Linked DNA regions of Homo sapiens: region 2 is linked to region 1. A link is a loop called in an ENCODE intact Hi-C map of the cell type or tissue named here. Cell type or tissue: PC-3. All regions are shown on one strand. Links, peaks and the distances in the headings refer to the core of each region. The heading gives the core; the rest is flanking DNA. Region 1 has its middle 51 kb from the start of OGT. Region 2 overlaps OGT (O-linked N-acetylglucosamine (GlcNAc) transferase).

Evidence for each region. Hi-C counts contacts between places; a loop is a spot of excess contacts. Peaks named below come from ENCODE experiments on the same cell type or tissue, not always from the same donor. Only the 100,000 strongest peaks of a DNase experiment are listed, where the experiment ranks them.
Region 2: it touches region 1 in a loop (6-fold over the local background); 4 of 110 quality-filtered maps call a loop at or near these places.

The regions. Positions count from the first base shown.
Region 1 is chrX:71,474,573-71,490,049 of GRCh38, reverse strand. It overlaps a transcript of TAF1 not described here. Among named protein-coding and RNA genes, the nearest start is that of OGT, 51 kb to the left of the region's middle. In PC-3, for the core only: no CTCF peak of the experiment used is centred there; a DNase peak (open chromatin) is centred at 7,669; H3K27ac peaks cover 866 bases.
Region 2 is chrX:71,550,353-71,565,829 of GRCh38, reverse strand. It overlaps OGT (O-linked N-acetylglucosamine (GlcNAc) transferase), which reads right to left. Exons shown (of 22, transcript NM_181672.3): 6 at 11,238-11,317; 7 at 10,445-10,640; 8 at 9,736-9,876; 9 at 9,050-9,150; 10 at 8,725-8,878; 11 at 8,534-8,635; 12 at 8,158-8,337; 13 at 6,405-6,563; 14 at 6,153-6,242; 15 at 3,930-4,055; 16 at 2,813-2,983; 17 at 2,584-2,700; 18 at 2,331-2,501; 19 at 1,077-1,229. Among named protein-coding and RNA genes, the nearest start is that of GCNA, 20 kb to the left of the region's middle. In PC-3, for the core only: no CTCF peak of the experiment used is centred there; no DNase peak of the experiment used is centred there; H3K4me3 peaks cover 711 bases; H3K27ac peaks cover 1,643 bases.

The DNA of each region.
Region 1 (15,477 bases), core at 4,690-9,689:
GAGGAGGAGGGAAAAGAGTTTTTAAAAAGCCTCTTTTCTCCTTTCTGAAGGCCTTAATCCTGTTCATGAGGGAGAGGCCTTCATGGCCTAATCACCTCTTAAAAGACCCATCTCTTGATATTATCATAAAGGCAACAACTGAATTTTAGAAGGGACGCATTCAAACCATAGCAGCTTCTTACGTACTTTATATTCCAGCTATAAGAAATATTTTGTAATTCTCTGATGCTACTGCTAATTTATTCCTCCAGGCCCTTTGCCATCCTCATCCCTCTGTCTGTAATACCAGCTCTGTTCCCACTTAGTTTGCCTGTTGAGCATCCCCATGAATGACTCACTTAACAATTTAGGCTTACATTTTTTTTTTTTTTTTGAAACGGAGTTTCATTCTTGTTGCCCAGTCTGGAGTGCAATGGTGTGATCTCAGCTCACCGCAACCTCCTCCTCCTTGGTTCAAGCGACTCTCCTGCCTCACCCTCCCAAGTAGCTGGGATTACAGGCATGTGCCACCATGCCCAGCTAATTTTGTATTTTCAGTAGAGACGGGGTTTCTCCATGTTGGTCAGGCTGGTCTCGAACTCTCAGTCTCGGGTGATCCGCCTGCCTCGGTCTCCCAAAGTGCCAGGATTACAGGCATGAGCCACCGCGCCCAGCCTAGCCTTACATTTCTTATTCTGCCTTCACTCCAGGAACTTTATTTTCTATTCCATTTCAGCCCCCTCTCTCAGGGCCACACTCTCACTGACCAGAAAAACCTGACCTCTGACATCTTAAACCCCAGTATCACAAAGAGGCAGAGGGACTTCTACATTTGGCCAAGATTGAGTAATTCACCCTACTGCCTAAAACAATAGCAACAAAAGGGACAGACTATATAAAACAATGGTTTCCAGACACTGGACATCAGGCGGCATATGATAGTGACAAAAGAAAGGAGAGAAACAAACTAGATGAATTTTTTGTGTGTGTTTTTTTTTTTTTTTCAGACAGAGTCTTGCTCTGTTGCTCAGGCTGGAGTGCAGTGGTGCGATCTCGGCTCACTGCAACCTCCATCTCCCAGGTTCAAGCGATTCTCCTGCCTCAGCCTCCTGAGTAGCTAGGATCACAGGCGTGCACAACCATGCCTGGCTAATTTTTGTATTTTTAGTAGAGATAGGGTTTCACCATGTTGGCCAGGCTGGTCTCGAACTCCTGACCTCAGGTGATCCACCTGCCTCGGCCTCCCAAAGTGCTGGGATTACAGGTGTGAGCCACCGTGTCCAGCACAAGATGAGTCGTATGAGTGCCCTAGCATACTGCCTGGAGAAAGTTTCTAGGCCACAGTGCAGAGAGGAGGAACATAGGCAGAGCCTAGCAGTCTCTCTGAGCTAAGAAGAAAGACTTGGAAGACTAGGAGGCCAAGGTAGCTAAAGTTCACTGGACAGAAAACTGGAGAAAAGATAGCTGCACAGAGAGAAAGCTCTGGAGATCTGCAGAGGATGTCTCTTAAGTCTTCAGCTGGGGATTGGTCAGTGCATGCCCACAAAGAAACTACCTACCAGCACTTTGGGAGGCTGAGGTGGGTGGATCATGAGGTCAGGAGTTCGAGACCAGCCTGGCCAATATGGTGAAACCCCATCTCTACTAAAAAATACAAAAATGATCTGGGTGTGGTGGCGCACAACTGTAGTCCCAGCTACTCGGGAGGCCAAGGCAGGAGAATCGCTTGAACCCGGGAGGTGGAGGTTGCAGTGAGCCGAGATCATGCCACTGCACTCCACCCTGGGCAAAAGACTGAGACTCCGTCTCAAAAAAAAAAAAAAAAAAAAAAGAAACCACCTAAAGCTAAGGGAAGAACCACCTGAAGGGATTAGAGAGAAAAATACTCAAAGATCACACAGGGACCAGAATAGTTTGTGTTCCCACCAGCCTGATTGTGGGTGGGAAAACTTCATAAAACACTGGGTAGAATACTTCCCCAGTAGAGCAACAAATCTAGTCCTAGATTAAAAGGCTACTTTTTGATCCTGGCTTAAAAATCAACTAAACAAACAAGAGCTTAAAAGCAAGCATTTAAAAAGGTCAAACTGTTTCCAAATAACTTAACTTCCCAGAACAAAGCTTACACATATTTACAGTAGTACAGAAATACCCAGCACCTAACAAGGTAAAATTTTTAATGTCTGGCCTCCAATAGAAAATTAACAGGCAAGCAAAGAAGCAGGAAAATGTAATCCACCATGAGGAGAAAAATCAATAGGAACTGACCAGAGATGACATAGGTGATAAAGTTAATAGACAAGGATAATAAATGGTTATTATAACCACATTCCAGATGGTGGAGGAAAAATTGAGCATGTTAAGTAGAGATACAGGAGATATTTAAAAAGATAAACTTCTAGAGATAAAAAAGGCAATGTCTAAGTTTTTAAAAAATATTTTAGATGAGGCCAGGTGCGGTGGCTCACGCCTGTAATTCCAGCACTTTGGGAGGCCAAGGCAGTTGGATCACCAGAGGTCAGGAGTTTCAGACCAGCCTGGCCAAGATGGTGAAACTGGTCTCTACTAAAAATACAAAAATTAGCTGGGTGTGGTGGTGGGCACCTGTAATCCCAGCTACTCGGGAGGCCAAGGCAGGAGAATCGTTTGAACCCAGTAGGCAGAGCTTGCAGTGAGCCAAGGTCGCGCCACTGCACTCCAGCCTAGGTGACAAGAGCGAAACTCCGTCTCAAAAAAAAAAAAAAAAAAAAAAATACATACATTAGATGGGACTAACAGCAAATTAGGTACTACAGAAAAAAAGATTAGTGAACTTGAAGGCATAATAATAGAAACTATTGGAATGAAGCATAGAGAAAAAAAGACGGAAAGAAAGAACAGATCATCAATGAGCTGGGGGGCAATCCCAAGCAGCCTTCTATACATGTGATGGGAGTCCCTGAAGGAAGAGGGGTGGATAAAAAAAAAAAAGGCTGAAATTTTTCCAAATGTGATGAATACCATAAACACAGGTCCAAGAATCACAACATACTCCAAGTACAGTAATTATGAAGAAAATTATACCACCAAGAAGAGCAAACTAAACCCAAGAAGAAAATAATAAAGATTAGAGAGGAGATAAACAAAAATAGAAAGTAGACTAATAATACAGAGATTCCAAGATCAACAAAATTGACAGAACTTTAACTAGATTGACTAAGAAAAAAAGGCTCAAATTACTAAAATCAGAAATGAAAGAGGAAACATTACTACCAACGTTACAGAAATAAGAAGGATTATAAGAGACTATAATTATTGGATAACCTAGATAAAATGACCAAATTCCTAGAAACACAAACTACCAAAACCGAGTCAAGAAAAATAGGAAATCTGACTAGACTTACAGCAAGTAAAGAGACTGAACCAGTAATCAAAAATTTCCAGCCAAGCTTGATGGCTCACGCCGGTAATCCCAGCACTTTGGAAGGCTAAGGCAGGAGGGTCTCTTGAGAGACCTGCCTGGGAAACATGGTGAGACCCCTGTCTCTACAGAAAAAAAAAAAAAAAAAGATAGCCAGGCGTGGTGGTGTGCACCTGTAGTCCCAGCTACTGGGACTGGGGTGGGAGGATTGCTTGAGCCCAGGAGTTGGTGCTGCAGTGAGCTATGACCAGGCCACTGCACCCCAGCGTGGGTGACAGAGCAAGATCCTGTGTCTAAAACAAATTAAAAAAAATAATTTTAGGCAGAGCACAGTGGCTCATGCCTATAATCCCAGCACTTTGGGAGGCCGAGGCAGAAGGGATCTTTTGAGCCCAGGAGTTCCAGGCCAGCCTGGGCAACATAGAAACATAGATTTCGCGCCTCTACAGAAAATCAAAAAATTAGCGGGATGCCTGTAGTTTCAGCCACTCAGCAGGCTGAGGTGGGAGAATCACCTGAGCCCGAAAGGTCAAAGCTGCAGCGAGCCATGATCACGCCACCCAGCTACACGAGAGGCTGAGGCACGAGAATCGCTTGAACCCAGGAGGTGGAGGGTGCAGTGAGCAGAGATTACACGACTGCACTCCAGCCTGGGTGACAACGCAAGATTCTGTCTCAAAAATAAATAAATAAATAAATAATAAATAAATAAAAAGAAAAAACGTAGGGGGAAATATTAATGACCTTGGATTTGGCAATGAGTTCTTGGATATGACTCAAAAGTACAGGTAACAAAAGAAAACTAAGTCAATTGAACTTCATCAAAATTAAAAATTTTGTGCATTAAACAACAATAGCAACAGAGTAAAAAGGCAACCTATAGGATTGAAGAAATATTTGCAAATCATATATCTGATAAGGCATTAATATCCAGAATATATAAATAATTCCTACAACTCGACAACAACAACAAACAACCAAATCTAAAAATGAACAAAGGATTTGAACAGACACTTCTCCAAAGAGAATATACAAATGACCAATAAGCACATGAAAAGATGCTCAACATCACTAGTCATGAGAAAAATGCAAATCTAAACCACAATGAGATGCCACTTCACACTCATTAGGAAGGCTATTATAAAACATACGCCTGCACGTGCACACATAGAAAGCAGCAAGTGTTGGTGGGATTGTGAGGAAATCAGAGCCCTTATACATTGCTGGTGGGAGTGGAAAATAATGCAGTCACTGTGGAAGACAGCTTGGCAGCTCCTCAAAAAGTCAAACATAGAATTACAATATGACTCCGTAATTCCACGCCTAGGTATATATTCAAATGAATTGAAAACAGGGACCAATAATGTACTATAGCTATGCAAGATGTTACCATTTGGGGAAGCTCGGTGAAAAGTATTGGGATCTCCATACTACTTATTTACATTTGTCTGTGAATTTACAGTTATTTCAAAATCAAAAGTTAAACCAAAACCATGCATTGACCTCACTGTTTCCATGGATCAGGAATCCAGGCACTGCTTAGATAGTCTTACAGTTCAGGGTTTCTCACAAGGTTGCAGTCAAAGTGTTGGCCAGGACTGAATTCATGTCAAGGTTCAACTGGAGCAAGATCTACTTCCACATTCACTTTGTGGTTGTTAGCAGGGTATAAAGTACCTTGTGGACTGTTGGACTGAGGGTCTCAGTTCCTTGACATGTTGGCTTCTCCACAGGGGAGCTCACAACAACACAGCAGCTGGTTTCATCAGGGTATTGAAGTTCATCACCTTGAAGCAAGCAAAAGAAAGCAAGAGCATACCAGCAAGACAGAAGTCATGGTCTTTTGTAACCTAGTCTTGCAAGTAATAGCTCCATCACCTTTACTGTATTCCATTTGTTATATCATCGGGCCCAGCCCACACACAAGAGGAGGGACTTATACAAAAGCATAAATACCAGGAGTTGGGGATCACTGGGGACTAGCAGTCTACCTCAGTAGCCAAATAAAACACTTAAAGGATGAATAATAAGTTAATTTTGGCCAGGCGCGGTGGCTCACACCTGTAATCCCAGCACTTTGGAAAGCCAAGGCAGGCGGATCACCTGAGGTCAGGAGTTCGAGACCAGCCTGGCCAATATGGTGAAACCTGTCTCTACTGAAAATACAAAAATTATCTGGGTGTGGTGGCAGGCACTTGTAATCTCAGTTACTTGGGAGGCTGAGGCAGGAGAATCACTTGAACCCGGGAGTCGGAGGCTGCAGTGAGCTGAGATCACACCACTGCACTCCAGCTTGGGTGACAGAGCAAGACCCCGTCTCAAAAAAAAAAAAAAGTAATTTGACCCACCAGATACAATTAAATGCATAGTAATTAATATTATAGTGGTCCAGAAAGAAAAAGATTAAGTGGAACTCAATAGAGTCCAGGAGACTCAAACATTGTTAAAGCAAAAAATTGGAAAATTAAATGTCTATCCATAGGATGTTTTAAAAGAATGAGGGCTGGATGTGCTGGCTCACGCCTATAATCCCAGCACTTTGGGAGGCTGAGGCCAAAGGATCACTTGATGCCAGGAGATTGAGACTGGCCTCAGCAACATAGTGAGACCTCATTTCTACAAAAAATAAAAGAAAAAAGAAAAAGAAAAGAATGAGGCAAACTGGGGAAACCTGAATAAAGATTGGTGAATCATATCAATGTCAATATCCTGGTTGTGATATTTGCAAAATGTTGCCATTGGGAGAAACTAGGCAAAGTGTACAAGGAATCTCTATTATTTCTTATAAATATCTCAATAAAATTTTCAATTAAAAAATGGGTTCCAAGTCACTGCAGAAGAAAAAAAATAATGAGGGATGTGTGTGTATATATATATATATATATATATAGAGAGAGAGAGAGAGAGAGAGAGAGAGAGAGAGAGAGAGATGTTCACAATATATTATGTGTAAAAAGCAAGTTGGAAAATACAGTAGTCCCCTTTATCCGAGGTTTCCCTTATCCACCTCTAAGTGTCCAAGTGAAAGGAAGAGCCACACAGCTCTTTATTTATGTATTTATTTATTTGTTTGTTTGTTTGTTTGAGACAGAGTCTCACTCTGTTACCCAGGCTGGAGTGCAGTGGCACAATCACGGCTCACTGCAGCCTCAACCTCCTGCTCTCAGGGGATCCTCCCACCTCCGCCTCCTGAGTAGCTGGGACCACCACGCCCAGTTAATTTTTTTCAAAGGGAAAAAAAAAAAAAGATGTTATGGAAATAGCAAGAGAACTGGAATTAGAAGTGAATCCTGAAGATGTGGCTGAATTGCTATAATCTCATAGTAAAATTTGAATGGATGAGTAGTTGCTTCTTATGGATGAGCAAAGAAAAGTGGTTTCTTGGCCAGGCGTGGTGGCTCACACCTGTAGTCCCAGCACTTTGGGAGGCTGAGGCAGGAAGATCACTTGAGCCCAGGAGTTCAAGATCACCCTGGGCAACACAGTGAGACCCCATCTCTACAAAAAAAAAAAAAAAAAGAAAAGAAAAAAAAAAAAGCCAGTCATGGTGGCACATGTTTATAGTCCCAGCTGCTAGAGAGGCTGAGTTGGGAGAATCACTTGAGCCCAGGTGGCATGAGCCATGATCATGACACTGCACTCCAGCCTGGGTGACAGAGCGAGACCCTGTCTCAAAAGAGGAAAAAAAAGTGCTTCTTGAGGTGAAATCTACTCCTGGTGAAGATGCTATGAGCAATATGGAAATGACAACAAGCGTTTAAAATATTACATAAACCTAGTTGATAACACACTGGCAGAGCTGGCGAGGATTGACTCCCATTTTGAAAGAAGTTCTACTGTGGGTAAAATGCTGTCAAACAGCATCACATGCTACAGAGAAATCCTTTGTGAAAGGAAGAGTGAATTGATGCAGCAAATTTCACTTCTGTCTTCTTTTTAAATATTGCCACAGCCACCCCAACCTTCAGCAACCACCACCCTGATCAGTCATCAGCCATCAATATCAAGCCAAGACCCTCCACCAGCAAAAATATTACCACTCACTGAAGGCTCAGATGATCATTAGCATTTTTTTAGCGATAAAGTATTTTTAGACGTGCTATTGCACATTTAATAGACTACAATATAGTGTAAACATAACTTATATGCACTGGGAAACAAAAAAATCCCTGTGACTCACTTTATTGTGATATGTACTTTATTGCAGTGGTCTGGAACTGAACCCACAATATCTCTGAGGTATGCTTGTGTTGTTAATTGTCCACTCAAGAGCCACCCCCTCCACTTCTTATTTGCCAAAATAACCCATATATGTGCAGGGAAGAAATATGCCCAACCCCAATATGAATCATGCTTTGTCTAAACCTGTTTCCATTTGTGAGATTCACAATTGTACAACCTTAAAGCTGCAAGTTGCCATATTGTCCAGTATTGGCCATGAGATAAAGGGAAGTGTGTTGATAGTGGGAGAAAGCTTGTGCTTTCATGATATAAGGGACAGCCATAGTGCCACTACTTTCTCCAGTTTCCTTCCCCAAACATGAATGTGATTACTAGAACTAAAGCAGCCATCCTGTGATCATAAGGCAACAAGCACGAAGGCCGAAAGCCAACCTGCTAAGGAGGGTTAAGCAGACAGATGGAGATTGAATTCTTGATGCCATTGCTAAGCCTTTGAACCAAAGCCAACAACTACCTATCTCTGGACTTCTTATATGAGAAAAACAAATACCTACTTATTTAAGTCAAGTTTTTTGTTACTTATAACCACACAAATGGCATCATGTCATTTTCCTACTTAAAACCCATCAATAGGCCGGGCGCAGTGGCTCATGCCTGTAATCCCAGCACTTTGGGAGGCCGAGGCAGGCGGATCATGGGGTCAGGAGATCGAGACCATCCTGGCTAACACGGTGAGACCCCGCCTCTACTAAAAATACAAAAAATTAGCCGGGCATGGTGGCATGCACCTGTATTCCCAGCTACTCAGGAGGCTGAGGCAGGAGAATCACTTGAACCTGGGAGGCGGAGGTTGCAGTGAGCCGAGATCGTGCCACTGCACTCCAGCCTGGGCAACAGAGCGAGACTCTGTCTCAAAAAACAAAAACGAAAACAAAAAACATCAATTTCAGGGTAGAGCCCATTCCTCACGGAATGACATATAGTTTCCATCAAGATTTGACTCTGGTCTCCTTTCCAGCTGCATCTTCTACCATTATCTCAGATATTCCAAATCAAAGATCCATTATGAAATATATTCTTAAGCATCCATACCTATAGATATGTGGTTTTCTGTGGAATGCCTTCATGATTTGTACAATTAAATAACTCTTTTTATCTGTCAAATATCAGTCCAATGGTTACTTTTTGTGTGTGTATGTGTGTGTGTGAGAGATGGAGTTTCACTCTTGTTGCCCAGGCTGGAGTGCAATGGCACGATCTCGGCTCACTGCAACCTCCCCCTCCCGGGTTCAAGTGATTCTCCTGCCTCAGCCTCCCGAGTAGCTGGGATCACAGGCATGCACCACCACGTCTGGCTACTTTTTGTATTTTTAGTAGAGATGGGGTTTCGCCATGTTGGCCAGGCTGGTCTTGAACTCCTGACCTCAGGTGATCCGCCCGCCTCGGCCTCCCAAAATGCTGGGATTACAGGCGTGAGCCACCGCGCCCAGCCCATCCTGTCCCTTCTCTAAACACTTTTCACCATCTCCATTACTATCAACCTCAACCAAGCCACCATCATCTCCTGCCTAGATTACTACAATAGCCTCCTAAGTACCCCTTGCATGTGTTTTCTCTTTGCCTGGAATGATCTTCCCCCAGATAGCCACATAATTTATTCCTTCACTTCATTAATTTCTCTGTTCAGATGTCACCTTCTCTGAAAGGCCTTTCCTGATCACCTTATCTAAAATAGCAACTCTCTCCTCCTTAACACATACACATTCTCTTTATACCATTATATTACTTTAGTGTTCTTTATAGTACTTATCACCACCTCACAGATATTTATTGCCTCTCTCCACCTCCATGAAAGGACTTTTGTTCAATGCTGTATTTCCAGCACTTAGATTAATCTTGGTACGTAGTATTCACTTAATAAATATTTATTGAATGAATATATGAATTATTTCTGGCTTTTAGAAGAATGGGTAACTACATAATTGAATAAATATATCTCTGTACCCCAAGGCCCAGCATACTACCGGGTACATAGTGGGAATTCAATAAATGTTTGTTGAATGAATCAAGGCTGTAAACATGCTCATAAGTCTTTCTCTTTTTTTAAGAGACAGGATCCATGGTGGGGTGCAGTGGTGCGATCATAGCCCACTGCAACCTCAAACTCCTGGGCTCAAGGGATCCTCTTGCCTCAGCCTCCCGAGTAGCTGGGACTACAGGTATATGCCACCATGTCTGGCTAGTTTTGTTTTTGGTTTTGTTTTTTGAGACAGTCTCAGTCTGTTGCCCAGGCTGGAGTGCAGTGATACAGTCATGGTTCACTGCAGCCTCAAACTCCTGGGCTCAAGTGATCCTCCCACATCAGCCTCCCAAGTAGCTAGGACTGCAGGTGCACACCACCATGCCCAGATAATTTTTTGATTTTTCACAGAGACATGGTCTCGCTATGTTGCCCAGGCTGGTCTAAAATTCCTGGGCTCAAGAGATCCTCCCACCTGGGCCTCCCAAAGTGCTGGGATTACAGGCATGAGCCACCACAGCCGGCCTCATAGGTCTTTTAAAAATTTTCTGGTTATCCCATTTCTCCCTTTAGCTATTACTATCATTCTCCTTCCCCTGATAGCCTAGCTGCTTTCTCACCTTCCAGTCACTTTTTTTTCAGCTTAAAAACTTTTATGAAATATATCACAAATACAAAAGTATATCTGACATTTATGGTAGATAAAAATCTCATATATAATTTAAAGAATAAGAAAATGAACATCTAAGTGCCCACCAATCAGCTTACAAACCAGAACATTACCAGAGCCTCTGAAGCTCTCTGGATACCCTTCTGAATTGCATTCCTTTCCTTCCCTGCAAGATATAACTGCTATTAGGAATTGTACTTTTTTTTCTTTTTGTTTATTTATTTTTTGAGACAGAGTCTCACTCCATCACCCAGACTGGAGTGGAGTGGCGTGATCTCAGTTCACTGCAACCTCCACCTCCCGGGTTCAAGAGATTCTCCTGTCTCAGCCTCCCAAGTAGCTAGGACTGCAGGCATGCGCCACCACGCCCGGCTAATTTTTGTATTTTTAGTAGCAATTGGGCTTTGCCATATTGCCCAGGCTGATCTTGAACTCCTGGCCTCAAGTGATCCTCCTGCCTTGGCCTTCCAAAGTGCTGGGATTACAGGCATGAGCCATCATGTCTGGCCAGTAATTATACTTTTCTTTATGGCTTTCTCACCCGTGTTTTTGAACCTTATATACATAGAATCATATCATATGAATTTTTCTGAACTTTCCTTCCACATTATGTTCGTGGGACTCATCTATGTTGATATTTGTATCTGTAGGTATTTTTACCAATGTATAGTTTTCCCTTTTATAATAATACCATAATTTACTAAACCATTCTCTTATTGAAGAACATTTGAGCTATTTTCAACTTTTTGCTATAAAGATCAGTGCAGCTATTAACACTCTTGAATTCTTGTACATGTCTTCTGGTACGGTGGTGCAAGAATTTTTCTAGCATATATACCTAGGGGTAGAATTGCTGATTAAGTCAGCTAGGTGCAGTGGCTCACGCCTGTAATCCCAGCACTTTGGGAGGCCAAGGCGGGCGGATCACCTGAGGTCAGGAGTTCAAGACCAGCCTGGCCAACATTTTCACGTTTATTGGCTATTCCTGTTTTCTCTTCTGTGAAATGCTGCTTTATGTTTTTTGGTCAGTTTTCATTGGATGGCTTGTCTTTTTCTTACCGATATATTGTCTTACATATTTTTTTTCAGAATTTAAAAAGAATTTTTGCTAAAGATAGACCTCCCTATGTTACCCAGTCTGGTCTCAAACTCGTGGACTCAAGCAATCCTCCCATCTCTGCCTGTCAAAGTTCTGGGATGCTGAGATTACAGGTGTGAGCCATCGCACTTGGCCAGGATTCTCTTGTTTTTGTTTGTTTGTTTGTTTGTTTGTTTGAGACAAGGTCTTGCTCTATCACCTAGGCTGGAGGAGTGCAGTGGTATGATCATAGCTCACTGCAGCCTCGAACTCCTGGGCTCAAGTGATCCTCCTACCTCGGCCCCCAAAGCATTGAGATTACAGGCATGAGCCACCGCAGTTGGCCAGGATAGTTATTCTTTTTTTGAGAAGGGGGTTCACTCTTGTTGCCCAGGCTGGAGTGCAGTGGCGTGATCTTGGCTCACTGCAACCTCCACCTCCCGAATTCAAGCAATTCTCCTGCCTCAGCCTCCCAAGTAGCTGGGATTACAGGCACCCACCACCACGCCCAGCTAATTTTTTTGTATTTTTTGTAGAGATAGGGTTTCACCATGTTGGCTGGGCTAGTCTCGAACTCCTGACCTCAGGTGATCTGCCGGCCTCAGCCACCATGCCTGGCCCAGGATAGTTATTCTTTATCAGTTATATGAATTGGAAACATCTTCTGCCAGCCCATCACCTTTTAAAATGATGTCTTATGATGAACAAAAGTTTATTTATTTATTTAGAAACAGAGTCTTGCTCTATCACCCAGGCTGGAGGGCAATGGTGTGATCTCGGCTCACTGCAGCCTTTGCCTCCTGCGCTCAAGTGAGTCTCCTGCCTTAGCCTCCCGAGAAGCTGGGATTACATGTATGTGCTACCATGCCCAGCTAATTTTTGTATTTTTAGTAGAGATGGGGTTTCACCATGTTGGTCAGGCTGGTCTCGAACTCCTGACCTCGAGTGATCCACCTGCCTCGGCCTCCCAAAGTGCTGGAATTACAGGCGTATGCCACCGTGCCCGGCTTCAAAAGTTTATATTTTTTAACACAGTTAAATGCATCCAAATTTTATTTTATGATTTGCCCTTTATGTTATTGTCTAAGAAATCCTTTTGTATACCAAGGCTATAGAAATATTCTTAGTGGGCACAGTGACTCACACCTATGATCCCAGCACTTAGCACTTTGGAAGGCTGAGGTAGGAGCATCGATTGAGGCCAGGAGTTTGGGACTGGCCTAGGCAACATAGTGAGACCCTGTCTCCATAAAAAGTACAAAAATTAGCCAGGCAGGTGTCATGTGCCTGTAGACCCAGCTATTCAGGAGGCTGAGATGGGAGGATCAATTGGGCCCAGAAGGTTGAGGCTGCAGTGAGCTGTGATTGCACTATTGCAATGCAGCCTGGGTGACAGAGTGAGACTCTGTCTCAAAAAAAAAAATTAAAATTAAAAAAATTTTTTAAATTATCTTTTATTTCTCCTAAAAGATCTAAAATTTTGGCCAGGCACAGTGGATCATGCCTGTAATCCCAGCACTTTGGGAGGCTGAGGCAGGTAGATCACTTGAGGTCAGGAGTTCAAGACCAGCCTAGCCAACATGGTGAAATCCCATCTGTACTAAAAATACAAAAATTAGCTAGGCATGGTGGCAGGCACCGGTAATCCCAGCTACTCGGGAGGCTGAGACAGGAGAATCACTTGAACCTGGGAGGTGGAGGTTGTAGGGAGCCAAGATTACACTACTGCACTCCAGCTTGGGCAACAGAGCAAGACTCAGTCTCAAAAAAAAAAAAAGTCTAAAATTTTTGCCTTGCACATCTAAGTCTTTTATCCATCTAGATTGATTTTTGCGTGATGTACGAGGTAGGGATCCCATTTCATTTTTTTCCTATATAGATAACCAACTGATCTAGCACTGTTTATTGAATAATCTGCAATGCTACCTTGATATTTACCAAGTTTCCATATGTGTTCAGGTCCGCTTCTAAGTTCTCTACTCTATTCCATTGCTACATTTGCCTATTCCTGTGCCAATCCCAAACTCTTAACTGTTGCTTTAAAATGTCTTTTTTTTTTTTTGAGGGAGAGAGAAAGAGAGAGAGGGTCTCACTCTGTTGCCCAGGCTGGAGTGCAGTGGCATAATCATGGCTCACTACAACCTCAAACTCCTGGGCTCAAGCAATCCTCCAACCTCAGCCTCTCAAGTAGCTGGGACCACAGGCGTGTACCACCATGCCTGGCTAAATTTTTTTGTATGTGTTTTTTGTAGAGATGGGGTTTCATCATGTTGCCCAGGCTGATCTTGAACCCCTGGACTCAAGCAATCCTCCCACCTCCCCTTCCCAAACTGCTAAAATTACAGGCATGAGCCACCACACCCAGCCTAAAATAAGCCTTGATATCCGAAAGGGCAAGTTCCAGTTCCCTCACCCTGTTTGTCTCCTTAGTTATTTTTGGTCAGTTCCTCTTCCATATAAAGTGTCGAATCATTTTGTCAAATTCTATGAAAAACCTTATTGGAATTTTGATGAAACTGCCTTGGAATTCATAGATCAATTTAAGATATCTTTTCATCTGTGTTAGTCCGTTTGTGTCACTATAAAGAAATATGTGAGGCTAGATAATTTATAAAGAAAAGAGGTTTAATTGGCTCACGGTTCTCTGTAGGCTGTACAGGAAGCGTGGTGCTGGCATCTGCTTCTGAGCAGGTCTCAGGAAGCTTACAATCATGGCAGAAGCTGAAGGGGAGCCAGCATGTTACATGGTGAAAGCGGGAGCAAGACAGAGAAGGGGGAGGTGCCACATTCTTTCAAACAACCAGATCTCAGTGAACTAATAGAGAACTCACTCATCACCAAGGGGATGATGCTAAGCCATTCATGAGGGATCTGCCCCCATGACCCAAACACCTCGCACCATGCCTCACTTCCAACATTGGGGATCACCTTTCAACGTGAGACTTGTAGAGGACAAACATCAAACCATATCAACATGTTTACTATATTGAGTCTTGCTATTCATGAATCTAGACTGTCTCTCCACTTATTTAAGTCTTTAATATCTTTCAGTAAAATTTCATTATTTTCTTCATAAAAGTCTTGAAAATCTTTTATTTAGATTTATCCTTTTTCTTTTTCTTTTTTTTTTTTTTTTGAAACGGAGTCTCGCTCTGTCACCCAGGCTGGAGTGCAGTGGCACGATCTCGGCTCACTGTAACCTCTACCTCCCGGGCTCAAGTGATTCTCCTGCCTCAGCCTCCTGAGTAACTGGGACTACAGGCTCCCGCCACCATGCCTGGCTAATTTTTTGTATTTTTAGTAGAGACGGAGTTTCACCATATTGGCCAGGCTGGTCTCAAACTCCTGATCTCGTGATCCGCCCGCCTCAGCCTCCCAAAGTGCTGGGATTACAGGCGTGAGCCACTGCGCCTGACGCCTCTAGCTTCTTCTACCTTTGCCCTCCCATTGAACATTGGGTCTTTTCCCAAGTTCTCCCCTTGGGCCTGATCTCATCTCCGTAACTTTACATTCTGTCCATTAGCTAATGACATAACAACCCAGCCTTTCTCCTGAGCTCCACTATTTCCAGCTACTTACTGAACATCTCCACTTGGATGTCTCCCAGACATCTCATTCACCAAATTTGACACTTAATTCATTACCATCTTCAACCCAAAACCTATTCCTTAAGTTCTTCCACAATCATGTCCCACCCCCATCCCTGATTTCCTAAGACAAAAACCTGGAAGAATTCCACTCTCCCCTTTGCCTATTACACTCCCAGAAACTCTAGCAATATTTCAGTTCCTCAAATACACCAACCTCTTTTTTGCCTCAGAGCCTTTGATCTTACTATTCCTTCTACCTAGAATGATCTTCCCCTTGCTCAATGCACGGATGGCTCTTTCTCATCTTCAAGTCTCAGCTAAAATGCCACCTCATTATTAGACACCTTCTCTGTCTACCTATCTAAAGTAGGATGGCCTCTACTCCAACCCAGCCACAATTACTTCAATGCATCACCTTCTTTTACTTCTCACAGTTTGTGTTTACTTGTTTATTGTCTGTTCTTTTCCACTGGAATGCAAGCTCCGTGAGAATAGGATTTATATCCATGTTTTCCATGCTATACTGCCAGAGCCTAGAACAGTGTCAGGTGCATGGTG
Region 2 (15,477 bases), core at 4,889-9,888, 76 kb before region 1:
TACTGCCAGTTCGTATAAATAAAATTTTATTGGAACACAGCCACACTCATCATTTACAAAATGCCTATGGTTATTTTCGTGCTACAACGGCAAAGCTGAGTAGACGTGAAACAGCATGGACCACAAAACTGAAAATATTTACCATCTGGCCCTTTAAGAAAAAGTTTGCTGACCCTTTAGACAGAAGAATGCTTTGAATATGTAAATTTAAAAGGTTCACAATGTCATATTTAGACACTGGAAGGAGAAACCAAAAATGCCTGAAAAATCTACATCTCTTGAAGATTATAAATGAGCACAAGGCCAGGTGCGGTGGCTCACACATGTCATCCTAGCATTTTGGGAGGCCAAGGCGGGCAGATCTCTTGAGGCCAGGAGTTGGAGGCCAGCCTAGCCAACATGGTGAAACCCCGTCTACTAAAAATACAAAAAAAAATTACCCAGACATGGTGGCACATGCCTGTAATCCCAGCTACTTGGAAGGCTGAGGCACAAGAATAACTCGAACCTGGGATGCAAAGGTTGCCATGAGCCAAGATCACACCACTACACTGCAGCCCGAACAACAGAGTGAGATTCTGTTTTTTAAAAAAAGGGCATAACCCAGTTGAGTCACATGTAAATAAATAAAATAAATTTTTTAAAAAGTATTTTTAAAAAAAATTTTTTTGAGATGGAGGTTTGCTCTTGTTGCCCAGTCTGGAGTGCAATGGCACGATCTTGGCTCACTGCAACCTCCACCTCCCGGGTTCAAGTGATTCTCCTGTCTCAGCCTCCCGAGTAGCTGGGATTACAGGTGCCTACCACCATGTCCGGCTAATTTTTTGGTATTTTTAATAGAGACGGGGTTTTGCAATGTTGGTCAGGCTGGTCTCAAGCTCCTGACCTCAGGTGATCCACCCGCATCAGCCTCCCAAAGTGCTGGGATTACAGGCGTGAGCCACTGCACCCAGCCAAAAAAAAATTTTAAAAAGAAATGAGCAGAACAGCTCCTAAATGGGAGTGGAAGGACCATCTTCAGCAAGAAGCTCTAGATACAAAATCTTTATTAGTCTCTAACATACTTGCATACTCACGTTTGCCCACATCTGCAAAGTAGAAGGGTCAATTTTATACAACTGATTAAAGTTACAGTATACGATGGCATCTTCTGGTAACCCGTACTGAGAACGGGTGGTTACAATAATGGTACGGGGAACCTCCTCTCCAGTTGCAGCCTTATTGTTGATCTAGAACAAGAAAAAAATGATGGTTATATTTAAAGGCAAAAGGAGTCCAATATTTCAATCCATAAGATCCAAAATGGTATAACCATTAAAAGTCACTGAACCATGAGAAAATATTCATGATATATGAAGTTTAAGAAAAGGCAAACCGTTGCAGCATTATCTTAAGTTGGGGGAGACTGCACTATGAAACTTCTTGCTCTAACCAAAAAAGGTCTCAAAATCCTATTAACGTTCCAACAGCTTTTGATCACTCTTTTCTTCATGAATGAAATGTCCTTTTCTAAATCACATCTACTCTTCAAGGCTAAATTACTCCTCCAAATGGTCTCTTCTCCCAAGAGTGTCTCTCTTCACATTGATCCTCACCGTTTCTGAGCTTCTACATACATAATTAGTTTCATCTTGTAATTCTCACACATTTGAGTACTGCCTTACATTGTTATATAACTATTCCAGGTGTGCAAGGACATCTATGACCTCTAGAGGTCAGAGATCTTTGCCTTACACTCTCTTGATAGAGCTACTTATTTAAGCATGCAATATATTATTTATTGAGTACATACTACATTACTGTGATTAAGACATGGGCTCAGTAATTCAATTCAGTAGAGGATACAAACACAGGGAATTATCATCTGTTGTGCTGTATGTAATGATATATTCCAAACATTACAGAGGTATAAAAGACAGGTACCAATGAAGTAGGGATGGAGACGTTAGCGGTAAGTACGGAAATGGATTCCTGGAAGAGCTGTCTGAACTGAACGTTTGAGTAGGATTTAGCTAGGGAAAGGATGGGTTTACAGAAGCAAGAAACTGTATGGAATCTACACATAGTTCATCATGTAAGAGAGTAAAGCCACAGGCAGGGAATAACAAGATATTAACACAGCAGTTTCTCAGTAAGTAATAATCTGCTGGCTGAATCCAGGAGACTTTTAAAATCAGACACACCTATATAAGATGCACGTTTCCACTAAACTCATTTCCTCATCCATAAAAATGGTGATAATGATACTTGCCTCCTAGAGTTATCATGAGGTTAAGGGAAATAAATGCATACTTGGCGGGACATATAATGGTGTATTATTATCTTCTCACCTGAGTAGTTGCCAGTCCATTGCTAATACTGAATCCATTAATTGTTATTTGAATCTGTCCTCGGTTAATCATTTCAATAACTGCTTCTGCAATAGTATTCATAGGAATAACAGGCATATTAAGAGCTGTGTTACTGCTATCTGCATTGTCTCCTCCATCAGGACACTTCATCTGAAAAAAAAATGCATCATTAGGGAAAAGATCGTGAATGCAGTTAACTTTATTTCAATGACAATACTGACTAGGTTCTGACCTTGACAATTTTCACATCTGGTAGACTATCAAGAAATGCTTTGAGGTCGATGCCATTCAGAACTATCCGATTGTCATAAATGTGCCCATTGGACTTAAAATCGATGACTGCTTTTTTCTAATGGAAAAAATAGTTTCAGACATGTCTTTTAGGATTTACATAGACAATAGCAAGGAAATAAAAAGCTACAGTTCTTTGAAATTCGTCCATAGCACTGTTTCATACCTACCTTCAGGTGAGGGAACATATTAGCATGATCACCAATAAAAAAAGTGTGGGGCATATAAGCCAATTTCTCGGAATACTGCTCAGCAACTTCAGCTGGCGAAGTTTCCTGATCAGTGATAATATAATCCATGAAAAGCGCACCACTCGTCCCAGGGTATCCCAGCCACATTGCCTTAAAAAAATCAGATCAAAAACTGATTAAGAACTTTTATCAGTACACTTACCTCTAAATTCATCAAGTCACATACATTAAATATGTACAACTTTTTGTATGTCAACTGTACCTCAATAAAGTGGTTTTTAAAAAAAGAACCTAAAGGTGCCAAAATTAAATAAGTAAATAAACAAGGAGGTCTAACTCTTTTTTAGAGACAGGATCTCACTCTGTTCCCTAGGCTGGAATACAGTGGTGCAATCGTAGATCACTACAGCCTCAAACTCCTGGGCTCAAGCAATCCTTCTGCCTCAGCCTCCAGAGTAGCCAGGATTACAGGCACTTGCCACACGCACAGCAAGGCTGACTTCTTTAGCCGAAAGCAATGAAGCAGTTCTATAAGAGAGACTCTTACTCTGTCACCTGGGCTGGAGTGCAGTGGCATAGTGATAGTTCACTGCAGCCTCAAACTCCTAAGCTTAAGCAATCCTTCCACCTTAGCCTCCCAAATAGCTGGGATCACAGAGGCACACCACCACTCTGGCTAATTTTTTAATTTTTTGTAGAGATAGGGTGTTTTGCTTTGTTGCCCAGGCAGGACTCAAACTCCTGGTTTCAAGAGATCCTCCTGCCTAAGCATCCCAAAGTGCTGGGATTACAGGCGTGAGCCACCATACCCGGCCTGTATTTCAGACTAACTTTCAAAATGCTAAAATGTTCTTCAAATTTGCAAGACAGAGTAACTGTTCATAGCCAACCATGAATTGCATGTCTCTATATACATGTACCTATAAGCACTGTGCTCTACACTCTTTTTGTCCTGTGCATTTCAACAACTTAAAAAAATTAAAAGTATGTCTGCCCTACAGTTTCAAATATCAGTTAACCAGAGGGAGGAAAAGCAGCACCTCACTGTATTCTTAGCCAAATACATGTTATAAGTGATGACTGTTAATTTGTTTACCTGAATAGGAGCTGGCCTGAGAGCAAAAAGCTCATTTCGAGCGCCCTTAGTATAGCCATTCATATTTACAAGGATATGAATTCCATCCTGATGGATGCGATCAGCTGCTTTTCCATTGCATGGAATCTACAGAATACAAAATAAGAACTCACTATGTATAATCTCAGATCAATTAGTTTTAATGACATTTAGTTTTAATGGCATTTAGTTTTAATGGCATTTAACATAATTCAGATTCCCAGATGGAAAAGAGGTAAGAACACAAATTAACTACATTAATTCGGGCACAAATATGGTTGACTGTCATTAAAATGGGCCCAAAGCATTAAAGAAACAGAACACAAAGGAAGGAGAGTTCACTTCTGGATTGAATGTATGAATAACAACATATCACAGAGAAATTGGTATTTGAAATTTGTAATCTTTTTTTTTTTTTTGGTAGGGATGGGGTCTCACTATGTTGCCCATGATGGTCTCAAGCAATCCTTCCACCTCAGCCTCCCAAAGGATTATACACGTGAGCCACAGCACCCAGCCTAGAATTGGTATTTGAAAATAGGTCTTCAAAGACGAATAGGAGTTTGAAGGAGTTTAACAGAATACAATCTCAGTAGAGAACAGTATGAATGAAGAACTAGAGTAAAGTGTGAGGGAGTTTAGAAAATGGTGAGTAGGCCGGGCATGGTGGCTCACATCTGTAATCCCAGCCCTTTGGGAGGCCGAGGCAGGTGGATCACCTGAGGTCAGGAGTTCGAGACCAGCCTGGCCAATGTGGTGAGACCCCGTCTCTACTAAAAATACAAAAATTAGCCGGGTGTGGTGGCAGGCGCCTGTAATCCCAGCTACTCGGGAGGCTGAGGCAAGAGAATCGCTTGAACCTGGGAGGCAAAGATTGCAGTGAGCCGAGATCGTGCCACTGCATTCCACCCTGGGCGACAAGAGCAAAACTCCATCTCAAAAAAAAAAAGGGTGAGTAATTCACTTCTATTTAGTATAGGGTATACAAGATGTTGAATGGTGAGTTAAAGTATTGACAAAGTTGTGGCAAACAGAGAAAGGTTACAAAAGCTATGCTGAAGAGTTTAGACTGCAATCAATCAGCAGTGAGTCCCTAAAGGTCTCAGAGGTAGAAAGAGGTATGCTTCTTGGTCACAAAGAGTCCAACTGTGTATCAAAAATGGCCAGGTATACTTTTGAAGCAACAGCTATACTGCAAAATTTGTTAGTACATACTATTTATTAAATGAGAAGTCTCAAAACCTTTCTGCTAGGACTTCAGTGATTCATATATATATACACATACACATGTATATTTATACATATATGCATACATATCATACCTGCATGTGTATGTACATACATACATGTGTGTACACACACATATAAAGAGTATATTATCTCTATTAGTCAAAGTGGCTAATAGAGTCTACAAAGAAAACACTGTAGCCTACATACTCAGCAAATTAATTCCCCCATAGGTTTCAATCTTAATTTATCATAAAACTTACTCTCCTAGAGGATACAACAATAGAACAAGTACAGAAATAAAGATAACCAAAGGCAAAGGCCCATGGAAACTGATGAACCATAGTTCATCTATTTTTTCTTTTTTTTTTTTTTTTTTTGAGACAGAGTCTTGCTCTTGCCAGGCTGGAGTGCAGTGGTGCGATCTCAGCTTACTGCAACCTCCGCCTCCCGGGTTCAAGCGATTCCCCTGCCTCAGCCTCCCAAGTAGCGGGGATTACAGGAATGCACCACCACACCCAGCTAATTTTTTGTATTTTAGTAGAGACGGGGTTTCACCATGTTAGTCAAGATGGTCTCATCTCCTGACCTCATGATCTGCCCGCCTCGACCTCCCAAAGTGCTGGGATTACAGGCATGAGTCACCACACCCGGCCCTATTTTCTTTAAAAGACCTATTTATTCTTCTCCCAAGTCACCATTTTGTCAATATTTATTAAGTATCTTCTGTCACAAGTGCTGGCTCAATCTCCAGAAAAGTTGTATGTCCAAGCACAAGCATAACACATTTCAGTTTCATTTGCAACCTCGGAAAAAGCCATGCTGATTAACACAAATGATCAAGGAAATAAGATCAACACAATTGCCTATATGTGGTACTACAGCATTTAATACTTATCATCAAAAATAAACTATATGCTAATAGTTTTATTTAAACTTGCTCAAAATAAAAAGTTAAAGTATGAGAGTTTCATCTACCTGAGAAAGATCAATGAAATGATTGGCTTCTGCCATCACCTTCACTCGGAAGTTTGTGCCATCGTCTGGGCTCAGGGCATAACAGAACACCTGAAAGGCAGCACATGGCATATTTAATAACATTGGCTCAAATCTTTCTGGCTCAAATCTTTCCAAAAGACACTAGGTTTCCATGCCTCATGGTGACAAGCCAACATTGTGGGTTTTTTCTTTTTTAAACAAATAGTGATTCTAGAGAAACACTAGTCTTACCTCAAATTTATCAGGATTGTGCATGCCTGGAATAGACTGCATAAGGTGAGAAGTAGGATGATTCCCAAAGTCGGAACTCACATATCCTACACGCAGCCGACCATCACTGAGCTTCAAGTCTTTTGGATGTTCATATGGTGGTTTATGAAGAACATTAATCTATCAACAGAATCCAATGCTTGTTAGTAAAATCTACATAAATTTTCATCTAGGAAAACTGACGAAAAACACACCAAACCTATACCTCACACCTGTTGAAAAAGGTCTGCCCAGAGCATTTAGTTAATATTGCCAGAGAGATGCAACCTCAGCACTTTATGTAATATGCTTCATACTTTGACCTGCTCCTGAGATCTATAAAGCATGAGCAAATCCCAGCGCTCTGGGAAGCCAAGGAGGTGGATCGCTTGAGGTCAGGAGTTCGAGACCAGCCTGGCCAACACAGTGAAATCCAATCTCTACTAAAAAAAAAAAAAAAAAAAAAATTAGCTGGGCGTGGTGGCACATGCTTGTAGTCCCAGCTACCTGGGAGGCTGAGGTGGGAGAATCGCCCAAACCTGGGAGGTGGAGGTTGCAGTAAGCCAAGGTTGTGCCACTGCACTCCAGCCTGGGCAACAGAGCAAGACCCTGTCTCAAAAAAAAAAAAAAAAAAAAAAAAAAGTACGAGCAAATCTAACACTTGTAGGTATGAAGCAGTATGGACAGAGCATGGTTTCCTCCCGCATTTTAGAAAATTCTATAGGGAAACATTTTCTAAAAACAAAATTATGGCTGGGGGCAGTGGCTCATGCCTGTAATCCCAGCACTTTGGGAGGCTGAGGCAGGTGGATCACCTGAGGTCAGGATTTCGAGACCAGCCTAGCATGGCAAAGCCCTATCTCTACTAAAAATACAAAAATTAGCCAGGCGTGGTGGCACACGCCTGTAATCCTAGCTCCTCGGGAAGCTAAGGCACGAGCATCACTTTAACCTGGGAGACAGAGGTTGCAATGAGCTGAGATGGCACCACTGCACTGCAGTCTGGATGACAGAGACACTATGTCTCAAAAAAAAAAAAAAAGTACACCTAGCACTCCAATCTATTATCCAACCTTTGATCCAATCCTTGATCAAGTACTGCTCTAATTCTCAAAGGTGAATACAAAATACCAAGCACTCCATTAAACATGATGGCTGGCCAGGCGCGGTGGCTCACACCCGTAATCCCAGCACTTTGGCCGGGCGAGGTGGGCAGATCACTTGAGCCCAGAGGTTCAAGACCAGCTTGGGCAACATAGCAAAACCCCATCTCTACAAAAAACACAAAATTAGGTGTGGTGGCATGCGCCTGTAGTCCCAGCTACTCAGGAGGCTGAGGTGGGAGGATCACCTAAGCTCGGGGAGGTCAAGGCTGCAGTAAGCCATGATCACACCGCTGCACTCCAGCCTGGGCGACAGAGCAAGACCCCGTCTCAAAAAAAAAAGAAAAAAAAGATAAAAGAAAAAAAAATTATGGCTTTCAACTTAAAGAAAAGTACCATCAGTCTATCATTAGTGTTTAAGTGAAGGAGTTAAGGATTCCGTCTTATGAAGTGCAGGGGGTTATACTCAGGACACAATGGAAGGGGTTCTGAAGTGGCCCACAAAAGTTTTATTTCTCGACTTGGGTGGTGTTCACTTTATAATCGTTCATTAAGCCACAGATTTGATTTTTACAGTTTTCTGTATTTGTGTTTTAGTTTACAACAAAAAGATTAAAACAAAAGAATCACACCTTATCTAAGCACAGGTTGCCGTGCCTCTCAGCAATAGCCTTCCTGAAGCCATGAGAAAGAGGATATAGCATACTATGATGAGGATGCACAGAAGGCAACCTATTCTTCTCTAACTGGTCAGCCACAATACTGACCAACTTCTTCATTCGCTCATCATAGTCTGTCCAATCACAGACAATCTAGAGAAAGCAAAAACAAGTTATTATCCAGAAAGTCCTATCCCAGGATTTAATATTTGATATGTCTTTGGCCTAAAGTAATGTCAGATAGCCTATTAAAAATACTATTTCCAGTCAGGCTTGGATTCTTATGGCATACAACAATTAAAAAGCTATTACAACACTGAGAGCCAATTACTGGCCTGTTATTCTTTACCTGCAGGCAATGAGCCAAGTTACAATAAGCATCAGGAAAATCAGGCTTAAGTTTCAGAGCCGTGCGGTAAGAAGCTATGGCTTCTGGAATATTCCCTGAATCCTGGAAAATAAATAAAGCAGGATGGTAAAAAATTTCCAAAAGTTAAATTTTAGGTGTTAAACTGCACATATTATAATAAACAGTAGTACCTTATGAATGGAAGCCAGATTGCTATGTGCATCTGCAAATGCAGGATTAATTTGGATGGCACGCGTATAACACTGCAAGGCTCCCTGAACATCCTGCATCTCCTTTAGAGTGTTTCCCATATTAGAGTAGGCATCAGCAAAGGTAGGACTGATTCTAAAAGAGAAGCCAAAGGTTTTATTTCTCCAATACAAAAATCTTTAACCCACTGTAATGCTAACTTATTCCGTTGTTATTTAAAGCCATTTTAGCATCTGCAATGTGCCGAATGTCAAACATTTTAAAATTAAAAATAATTTTAAAAATAAGGCTGTTAGTGTCTCTTACCGAATAGCCTCCTTATAATGCATCAGAGCTTCCTGCAGTTTTCCCTGCTGCTGCAGTACACTTGCTAAATTTGAATGGGCAGCAGCAAACTCTGGGAAGACCTATAAAGAGTCAAGATCAGAACTGAGGTTAAAAAAATTGCTAAAGCAGCAGTAATAATTCACCACAACCTTAAGAACTTTGCTCAAGTACATTTAAACCCCTAAATTTGTCTCTACTTTTTCCAAGTCTATTCATTCTCAAATTCTACCTCTTCCTCTATTTTATACCTCTTCTTGTTTCAAACATAATGAGGTACACCTCTTCTCCTCTTAGTTTATCCTGACCACTCCAACACCACTGAAATCTCTCTCTGCTAAACTCCTACCACATCTACTAACCACTACCATACAGCCATCAGGCACTAAGATTATATACTTATAAGTAACTTCTCTTGAACTGTGGGTTAATGTTTAATTTTTTTGTACAGATCTTATCCACAGAATAATGAACTCTGAATGCAGGGATTTTCTGGAATGTCACATAGGGCCTCACATCATACCTTAGGTACTCAATTGTTACTTCAATGAATAATCCTCTTGTAAATGATTCAACCACTATTTTTACAAAAGAGGTGGATGATGGTAAACTTAACTGCTTTCCCTCTACTATCATGCTAAATGCCCAGCTACACCACCCTCACATACTTCTAATGCTTTACGATACAAGCGAACTGCCTCTTCAATGTTTCCCTGTTCTCGTTTGATATTGGCTAGGTTATTCAGAGAGTCTGCATGGGTGGGACACAGACGGAGAGCTGTATTATAACAATCTTCTGCTTCAGCAACCTAGAAAACAAAACAAAGTCTTCAAAAACTGTACAGAATCATAAAGCCTCCACTGATACTGTTCTAATAATTGTTTAATTAAGCCTAATGGCTGGTAATGCTACAGAAAATTGATATTTTTTGGTATTCTTACCCTCAACCAAAACTCTAAAGTAAACCAATATACCATCTCAATACTTGTACAAAAGACTTTCCTTTTTTGCTGTTTTTTGGTTTTTGTGATTTTTTTGAGACAGAGTCTCGTGCTCTGTTGCCCAGGCTGGAGTGCTGTGGCACAATCATGGCCCACTGCAGCCTCAACCTCCCAGGACTCAATCGATCCTCCCACCTCGGCCTCCCAAGGAGCTGGGACTACAGGTGTGTGCCACCATGCCCGGCTAATTTTTGTATTTCTTGTAGAGACAGGGTTTCGTCATGTTGCCTAGGCTGGTCTCGAAACCCTAAGCTCAAGCAATCCTCTGATCTCGGCCTCCCGAAGTGCTGGCATTACAAGTGTGAGCCACCACACCTGGCCAGAAAAGACTCTTAATCCTACCAGATAACAAATAGAATGAGTAAAAATCCTTACACTGCCCTTCTCTTTGAGAGCATTGGCTAGGTTGCAGTAAGCATCAGGGAAATGTGGTTGTAGTTCGATAGCCCGCCTGTAGGTGTCTATTGCCAGATCTATCAGGCCTTGCTCATAGTATACACAAGCCAGGTTGCCGTGCACCACTGCGTGATTTGGACTCAAACTTAGGGCACGAAGATAAGCTGCCACAGCTCTGTAAATAAACACACACACACACACACACACACACACACACACACACACACACAAAATGTAACTCATGCTTAATGGATGGTTTGTTACAACTCATTCAAGCTGTACTATATCAAAATATATCAAGTAATTGTAATTAATTACATAATTCATGCTGTATTATATTTTAACCTCAAACCAAAATCACACCTTTATAAAATGTGTCTTTACACTGGGAAGTTTTCTACTCCCACATAAAAAATAGGCTTTCCTTTGACAACAACAAAAAATTTAAAAGTCTGGATTTACTTTGCTTTCTAAAATCAGGTCAAAGGAATAATTTAGTCTAAGAAAGAATCATTTCAACCATTTTAACAATAAAAAAATTTCAACTAAACTCCCAATGAGAAGGATAACGGCTTTGAGGAAAGCCAACAACAAAAAGTCAGGCAACGAACAACATCTATAAATAAAAGGCAACACAGGACATGGGCAGAGAACAACGTGCTAGAAAAGGCAAATATGCTTCAATGGACTATTGTCATCATTTCGGTCCAAACTGTCAAGTGTCAATACAACAAAGATTCAAGAAAATTTATTAAACAGAACATTCTCTCACCTGTCAAAAATGCGTGCCTCTTTCAAGACATTTCCTAAATTGATATAAGCATCCAGAAAGTTTGGGTCAAGGGTGACAGCCTAAAAATTTCAAGACAGTTAGTTACTCAGAGCAAGTTAGGATTTCACCAGATCAACTTCCCAATTACAATTTTTTTACTCCAAGGTCCTTGCAGACTTTCAATTACATTTCATTTTAATAAACCAATTATTTATTTAGTGTCTTCTCATTATTTTTACAAACCTCAACATTATCAAAATAACTTCTCATGCCTCATGTTCTCATGAGCAAAATGGGTCCTGAAGAGAAAAATTAAATATTGGGCCTGCTCCAATTTCATTAAACTGAACACTTCTAATGATTGGCCCTATTTTATTCACAATTAACCAGTCTAACTCTTCTGAAAAATAGTGGCAAAAGAGGCAGCAAACTCTTACTGAAAAGGTAAATATATACCTCAGTTGTATGCATACAAACTACATGCTCAGCAAGACCTTATTAAGACATGCAATTAGAGCTGTATACACAGTAAGATACAATACTTCAAGGAAATACTAACCATTACACGGTGTCATCCAAATAGCTGTCATGTTGTCTAGAGCAGTGATTCTCAACCTTGGCAATATATTAAGAATTTACCTCCTAGAAAAGGTACCGAGGCTCTATCACAGGCCAGTTAAATCAGACCCTCTGAAGATAGGGTCAGGATATTCAGATCTTTTATAAGCTCCTCATGTATAACCAAGGAAGAGAAACACTGATCAAGAAAGATACTCCTACAGCATGGTAAATGCAAACTTCAATCAAAACACCGGCCAGGTGCAGTGGCTCACACATGTAATCCCAGTACTTTGGGAGGCCGAGGTCGGACCACTTGAGGTCAGGAGTTCAAGACCAGCCTGGCCAACATGGTGAAACCCCATCTCTACTAAAAATACAAAAATTACCTGGGCATGGTGATGTGCAACTGTAGTCCCAGCTACTCGAGAGGCTGAGGCATGAGAATGGCTTGAACCCGAGAGGCAGAGGTTACAGTGAGCCAAGATTGCGCCACTGCACTCCAGCCTGGGCAACAGAGCAAGACTGTGTCTCCAAAAACAAAAAACAAAAACAAAAAAAAACACACACACCGAAAAGGTATTTGATTAAGACACTGAGTAATTGTATGTTTATTAAAGACTGATAAAGAACACTTCATCTGCTGGGCGCGGTGGCTCATGCCTGTAATCCCAGCACTTTGGGAGGCCAAGGCGGGCAGATCACTTGAGGCCCGGAGTTCAAGACCACCCTGGCCAACATGGCGAAACCCCGTCTCTACTAAAAAATACAAAAAATTAGCCGGGCATGGTGGCTCACGCCTGTAATCCCAGCTACTCAGGAGGCCGAGGCAGGAGAATTGCTTGAACCTGGGAGGCGGAAGCTGCAGTGAGCTGAGATCGTGCCACTGCACTCCAGCCTGGGCGACAGAGCGAGACTCTGTCTCAAAAAAAAATAAAGAAAGAACACTTCATCTTCACTTAGATGACAACTCTGTAGTAAACACGGCATGATGCATTTAATTTAGATTGTCTATAGTGATAGATGTCCACCCCAAGAACTTTTAAACTTTATAATAGAAATGTTTAAACATATACAAAAGCAGAGGAACATTACGTCCAAGTCTCCATTATCCATTTTCAACAATTCATATATCATGTTTGATCTTATTTAATCTATACTCCAACTTACTCCCCCTCTTCGCAGATCATTTTGAAGCAAAGCCCAGACATATTCCATTCAAAAATACTTCAATATGTATCTCAGGGACAACACAAGAATGCTTTTTCCTCCCAACCTAACCACAATACCATTATCATACCTAACAGAAAAAAAAAAAAAAAAGACAGCAATTCCTTCATATTAAATATCAGCTGGGCGTGGTGGCTCATGCCTGTAATCCTAGCACTTTGAGAGGCCGAGGCAGGCAGACTGCCTGAGCTCAGGAGTTCAAGACCTGGGAACATGGCAAAGCCCTGTCTCCACTAAAAATACAAAAAGCTAGCCGGGCATGATGGCGCACGCCTGTAGTCCCACCTACTCCGGAGGCTGAGGCAAGTGAATCCCTTGAGCCTGGGAGGTGAAGGTTGCAGTGAGCCAAGATCACACCACTGCACTTCAGCCTGGGCGATCAAGTGAGACCCTGTCTCAAAAAAAAAAAAAAAAAAATCCATTCAGTGCTCCAATTTCTCATTAACTGAGTCAGGATCCAAATAAGACAGATATAATTTGTCAATGTGCCTCTCTGAGTTTCTTTTAATCCTTTAAAAGTTTGTGTGTTTATTTATTTATTTTTGGAGACGGAGTGTCACTCATTATTTATTTTTGGAGACGGAGTGTCACTCACTCTGTCGCCCAGGCTGGAGTGCAGTGGCACGATCTTGGCTCACCGCAACCTCCTCCTCCTCCCGGGTTCAGGCAATTCTCCTGCCTCAGCCTCCTAAGTAGCTGGGATTACAGGCACACGCCACCGCACCGCACCCAGCTGTTTTTTTTTTCTTTTGTATTTTGAGTAGAGATGGGGTTGCACCATGTTGGCCAGGCTGGTCTCGAACTCCTGACCTCAAGTGATCCACTCGCCTCAGCCTCCCAAAGTGCTGAGATTACAGGGGTGAGCTACCGCACCCGGCCTAAAAGTTTAATTTAAATCTCCATTTTTATTACAATTTGTTGAAGTAAGAAGGTCAGCTTCCCAAAGTTTGAATTTTGCTGACTGCATCCCTATGGTGTCCTTTAACATGTTTCCTGTCCCGTGTATATCTCCTGTAAATTGGTAGGTAGAACCAGAAGCTTAATTAGGTTTGTGTTCTTTTCTCTTTGTGCAAGACTACTTCACTGGTGAAATTGTTTACCACAAGGTACTTAATACCTGATTGTATCTCGTTTTTGTCACTGATAAATGCTTTAACTTTTTTTTTATTTTTTGAGATGGAGTCTTGCTCTGTCGCCCAGGCTGGAATGCAATGGTGCAATCTCAGCTCACTGCAACCTCCACCTCCCAGGTTCAAGAGATTCTCCTGCCTCCGCCTCCTGAGTAGCTGGGATTACAGGCTCCTGCTACCATGCCTGGCTAATTTTTGTATTTTTAGTAGAGATGGGGTTTTGCCATGTTGGCCAGGCTGGTCTCGAACTCCTGACCTCAGGTGATCCACCTGCCATGGCCTCCCGAAGTGCTGGGATTACAGGCGTGAGCCACCAAGCCCGGCCTAATAAATGCTTTCACTATTAATGGTGATATTCTATCATTCCTTCTTCACTTATTAGCTAGAATGCTTTTATAAAGAAAAGCTTCCCCCATCAACTATTGGGTTACTCTATGGTCTAGTTCATACAGGAGAGGGAAGACATATGCTTTATTCTTTTAATTTTTAAATTTAAAGTTGATATATAATTGTGTATATTTATGGCATACAATGTGATGGTTTGATCCACGTATACATTTTAGAAAGAGTCAACCAAGCTAATTAACATAGCCATCACCTCACTAACTTATTTTTTTGTGGTTGAGGACATTAAAAACCTATTCTTTTTGCAATTTTGAAATATACATTATTAACAACTGTGGTCACCATGCAGTACTACAGATCACTAAAACTTATTCCTCCAGTCTAACTGAAACTTTGATCAATATCTCCCTTTTCCCCATCCCTCCTCCACCCCCCCAAGCCTCACCACCCTTCTACTCTCTGTTTCTATGAAATCAACTTTTTTAGATTCCACAAATAGGTGACATAATACAGTATCTACTTTCTGTGCCTGGTTTATTTCACTTAGCATAAAGCACAGATAACAAAAGCAAAAATATGCAATGAGATTGCATCAAACTAAAAAGCTTCTGCACAGTAAAGGAAACAATTACACAGAGTGAATAGGCAACCCCGGATTAGGAGAAAGCATTTGCAAACTATACAACTGATAAAGGGTTAAGAAGCTCAACTCAGTAGCAAATACGCCCATTAAAATACGGGCAAAGGATCTAAACAGACATTTCTCAAAAGAAGAGGTACAGGCCAGACACAGTGGCTCATGTCTGTAATCCTATCACTTGGGGAGACCAAGGTGGGAGGATCACTTGAGCCCAGGAGTTCGAGGTTGCAGTGAGCTATTATGGCGCCACTGCACTCCAGCCTGGGCAACAGAGCAGGACCTCATCTCAAAAAAACAAAACAAAACAAAACAAAAAAAACAAATGGCAAGCAGATAT